2 separate regions of the Mus musculus genome follow, and region 2 is linked to region 1. A link is a loop called in an ENCODE intact Hi-C map of the cell type or tissue named here. Cell type or tissue: heart. All regions are shown on one strand.

Region 1 (2,500 bases):
TTCCAAAGTCCAAGTGCACATATTAAACTTCCTTCATTTCTCTTCCTATCTGTCTAACTAGAGGTAACTTCAGAGTAGTTAAATTCCTCCATTACTGAATGTCTGCTTTCTAATCCATGTAACAGCCAAAGAGACATGATTTTATAACACTTACCGTTTTAAACTTTGGTTAACTCACACAGGCCTTTATTATCAGATGGCTTTCTCTTCATCTAAATCAGCCATCTCCTGCAGCAGGAGGAGATCAGATAACAGAACACAGCAGACCTCAGAAAGGGCTGCCCAGTGCTGATTGCTCGGTGCCGAGCTTAAGAAGTCCCTGTATTCATCAGCTGGCTAGCAGATTAATTTTTTTTATTTTATACACATGTGATAATAATGTAACTTGAACATCTGTTGTGTTTAGATACAGTAACTACATGACCATTTTCAATGAGGCCTCTCAGGAAAAAAAGAAAAGATCTTAGCTTGCCACTGACTGTCTTGTAATACTGGCTGGCTCAATCCATGTCTGTTTGGCTTCATGGTGAGTAAAGCCACTGACTGACCTTCTTCTGTGTGCAACTCAAGAAACATAAGTTAAGTAGGACTACAAGAGTTGGCTAAGGGAGCTCAAAAATCTCCGTCAAAGTAACTGGGGCTACTTAGGAGGAATCAGGTAGCTGCTGGAGCTGGTAAGTGTACGCAAATGCTCACATATTTGGAAACACCCCTACTAAAAGGAATAGTAATAAATAGAAGGAAGCAGAGCGGGCCTCATATAGCAGAACAGCTGTGCAGAGCTCAAGGGGAGGTAGGATTTCAGTGGGCCAACACGGGCTCAGGGGCCAGTTCAGGCAGGGAACATGAGGAGCCATGGCACAGAGTGGGAAATACAAGGTGCCCAGGGAGAGCTGGGCATGCTCATTGGTGGCTTCAGCTGGTGGAGCAAGCAGGAAGCAAGGGAGATGGGCTGGAAAGGTATTGTAAGGTCAGAGCAGAAAGGCCCAGAGAGGCATGGTGAGGAGCTGGGCCAGGGAAAGTGATCTCACTGGCTAAGCTTGAGGGGGCCTGCCCCTCCTCAGACGGCCTGGGTGCAGGCCCAGAGCAGGACATGTGGCAGCAACTGGCAGGGAGGGTGCTGGCAGCTCCACCAAGCTTGTTTCTTCACCAGGAAACAAGGTTTCCTGTAACTTAGACCCATGAATCAGCATTTCCTCTGTCAATAATACACAGCAAGAGACGCACCAGCACGGAGCTTGAGGGGAATGGAAGAAAGCAAGGAATATTCCATGACATAGCTGGCCTCTGCTCCCGTTCCCTCCTGATACGCTCGCAAATAGCACTCACATTGCCTAAGATCCTTTTCTTAGCTCAGTCCCCCCGTGAAGACTAAGTTGCACACAACACCTGCCTCTCTTATCCCATTAGATGTTTCCATCATCATTGGAAGCCACTCGTCCAGTCCTTTACTGGTGTGCAACAGTGAACCACGCATGGGTGACTTGCCTTGGAGTCGACTCCATGTTGAAGTGCTATCGAATTAACCCAATAATTCCACAAGGTCCACAGGGAGCGTGCAAGCTACTTCACTAGTAGAGACACGGAGGAGAAATGCTGGCCTGTCAGCTGTTTACAAGAAGCCAGACCTGATCTGGTGCCTCAAACACAGTACAGGGGACACAGAATCTAGAGCAGTGAGGCTATCTATAAAACACTTAATACCTTTATCGCAAGTATAGTTAGTGATGGCGATTGAACTGATAAAATATTTAATGAACTTAATTTCTAGTAGTAAAATAGTACGCGTACATATTTTGTCGATCACTAGAAAGAATCATATCTGCTCTCTTACTCCATTTATCATGCCAGACTCTGTCCTAAATAGACAAATAGCCCTGCCCTCCATAAAGCTTATGTTCTGGTTTCCTACCGTGCAGACAATGAACAAGAGGAGAGTAAGCTGCAGGGTTACACGTGTGTAGATCAGCAGAGAGCAGAGAGAAGAAGAGGAGTGTGCAGCATCTTTACACGGCCTGTAGAGGGACGGTGCCTTTGAAAACGTGTTTGTTAAAGCAAGCTCCCGAAAGTCAAAGAAGACGTGTGGCCATGTGGGGCAATGGGAGTCAGCACCAGAAACACTATGCAGGTGGCCTGAGACAGTACCCATTGGAATGTCCAAAAAAAGAAAAAAATGTCAAGAAATCAAGAATGACCAGCATGGAGAGAGAACGGGGGAAGGTTAAGGAGGCAGAGCAGAGTGGGAGTCGTGAGTCAACTTAGAGAAGTGCTATCACCTACTTAAATTTAAATAATGAAAGATGAAATAAGTCAAGAACAGCAGATGGAAAACAACCACCACAAAAATATAGGAAGGACACTTAGAATTGGCAAAGAAGACAGGAAAAGGAAAGGCAAGGGTGGTATGGAAAGAAAGAAGAAATGCAGTAGCTGCCTTCCACTCTCTGACCCCCTAGTCCAGATTTGCAACTCTGTTGCGGGCTGCAAACCCTGGAACCCA
Region 2 (2,500 bases), 55 kb before region 1:
CTGGATCCTTCACCCCATCTAAGGGCTTGGGCACTCCCACACATTTTACATTATTTAGAGGTTTCTCTGGACGCTGGAATGAAAGCTTAGAGCAGTGGTTCTCAACCTTCCCAATGCTTTGACCTTTTAATGCAGTTTCTCATGTCATGGTGACCCCCAACCATAAAATTGTTTTTGTTTCTACTTCATAACTATGAGTTTGCTACTGTTATGAATCACAGTGGAAATGTCTAATGTTCGACCCCTGTGGCGTCTCGACCCACAGGTTGAGAACCACTGACTTAGAGGAATTTAGTAACAACAGTGACTTCTGTGGAGGACTTGGAGGAGAGGAGGTCCCCCTTCAGAGATGGCATAGATAGAGCAACTTGCTATAGAGCATCTCTGCCTCCTTGGATACCCAAGGGACCAAGTAGTCAATTTAGTGAACTTGACCCTCATGTCCCAACACACAAAAGCCAGAGCTAGTGTTCTTTTTGACCAGGAAGTTTAAGGGTTCAAGTTCAAGAGAGAAAGTACATTTATCACTGAGAGTCTGGTTGGAGATGGGGGAAGAGCATATCAGATATTTACTTTCTAAGAATGGATGGAAATGATCAGTGTTTGTAATCTGAGGAAATTCTCCTTCAAGTAAACCGAACTCCATAGCATGGGAGGCATAAACTCGGGTGAGTTCTAGATTTCTTATTCATTTGACCTACATACAGTTGTCTCTGCCCAAGACAAACATTTTTGAAAATTCCTAGGTTGCCATCATTGCCAGAGCTTAGAGTCCAGTCATAGAACTCTGTTACTCTGGGGTCTGAGTCAGTTCACAGTCACTATCCCACTGCATTCCAGTCTGAAAAGACACACGCTAAAAGGGGTCTGGATCTGAAAGAAGCCCCAGGCATCATCTAGCCTGCTTCAACACTAGCCCAGAAAGGAAGGGTCACCCCAGCAGACAGTGACAGAACCAGGCCTGGAATGCAGCTCTTTGGCTCTGAGTCTATGCACTTTCCACTCCCCCTAAATGGCCCCAATGGCTGTCAATCCAAGGACATAACCCTTGGAGAAAAGAGGTTGTGAAATGCTTCCACTTGAAGCCCAGGGCTGGCTGCAGGCCCGGGTGCTTCTCTATCAGCCTCCCAACCTAGTCTGAACTCAGATCCCAACCTGCTGGGATTGGATTAACCCTCCTCCTCCATAAGAGCCAGCCCTGCCTTGCCCGTCATCCTTAGAACACTTGCCACTCACACTTACCCACAGCACCACTGAGCCAGAGCCTTTGCAGCCTGGCTGGTCATTGTCTCTCATAACTGCTTACCAACTCTGAAAAACTCTAGCCCAGATGTTTGCTGACATCCCAAGCTGAAGAGCCAGGTTTTTAGTTTCTCCTATTCCCTTGAAGAAGTTACTAGAGATCTTTAAGGATTTGGGTTCTCTGACTCTAGATCATCAGTTCTGTGTGCCCCAGACTGGTGATTGCTCCCACTTGAAGGCAGGTGACACTGGAAAGTACTGGGAAAGAAAAGGGAAGATGATATTTGGCCTCCACCAATCTTCCCTCCACCCATTCCCAGGGCTCCTACAGCTTTCCTCTCACCCACCTGGCTATTTCATTATCTCTTGGGTTTGTTCTATAGCTTTATAGTTTAAAATTCTTTAACATTTCTCATTGAAAGTGATATTCAACACTTCACTGGGGGATAGATGGGACAGATTTTTAAAGTAGAGAAGAGGCGATTATATGTATTTATATTTATATCTGGATGTATATCAACAAAGGTTACACAGAAAGCAGTATAATAGGGGGTGGCATCAGGTAAAGGCACTTGCCACCATGAAAGGACTGACTCCTACAAGCTGTCCACTGTCCTGTACAAGCGCAGGAAGGCACATGTACGTATACACACACACACACACACACACACACACACACACACACACACACACACAAGCACATTCATCAGTTAATTTAAAACTTTTAAAGACAGCAGTATAGTCCAACTGACTCCATGCTCAGAGCCCCTGTGATCTTTTTTTTATTATCCATCTTGCATGTCTAATTAAATAAAAAGCTTTCTATAATACTATTGTTCTCAGATGACTTGTCCATTCACAGACGCTCGGCAACTCCTAAACACCCAACAGTTAAAACTGCAGCCATTCATTTGGAGTCTCCTTGCATTCATTTACAATGGTGGCTTTGAAATGTCCTCCTGACATTATTTGTACTGCTTCAGCCTTTAGGGGTTGTTTGAACCCCCACAACATGCATTTAAGCCTCTGGAGTATTGCCCTGGGTTTACACCTCAACACATTACAAAATGCTTTCTCCTGGAAAAAAAAAACAAAAACAAAAACATTTCTGGATTCACCCTGGCTCATAGTGATTCTTCCTCCTGACATTCCAATGCTTGAATCTGCCACAACACTCACTCTCTGGACCTTCAGTGCAAAGGAACATCAGGAAGGCATGCAAACTGCCTCCGCAGGCTGGTCTGGTTTGCTTTCATCA

What was found. A loop is a pair of places that touch in the nucleus more often than their neighbours do. Peaks named below come from ENCODE experiments on the same cell type or tissue, not always from the same donor. Only the 100,000 strongest peaks of a DNase experiment are listed, where the experiment ranks them.
Region 2: a loop joins it to region 1, with 2.1 times the contacts of the local background. A loop is called at or near these places in 4 of 42 quality-filtered maps.

The regions. Positions count from the first base shown.
Region 1 is chr16:24,237,337-24,239,836 of GRCm38, forward strand. All of the region lies in intron 1 of Gm31814 (a long non-coding RNA gene), which reads right to left. Among named protein-coding and RNA genes, the nearest start is that of Gm31814, 25 kb to the right of the region's middle. In heart, no CTCF peak of the experiment used is centred here; a DNase peak (open chromatin) is centred at 995; H3K27ac peaks cover 703 bases.
Region 2 is chr16:24,182,390-24,184,889 of GRCm38, forward strand. No RefSeq gene overlaps it. Among named protein-coding and RNA genes, the nearest start is that of Gm32126, 24 kb to the left of the region's middle. In heart, no CTCF peak of the experiment used is centred here; a DNase peak (open chromatin) is centred at 1,112.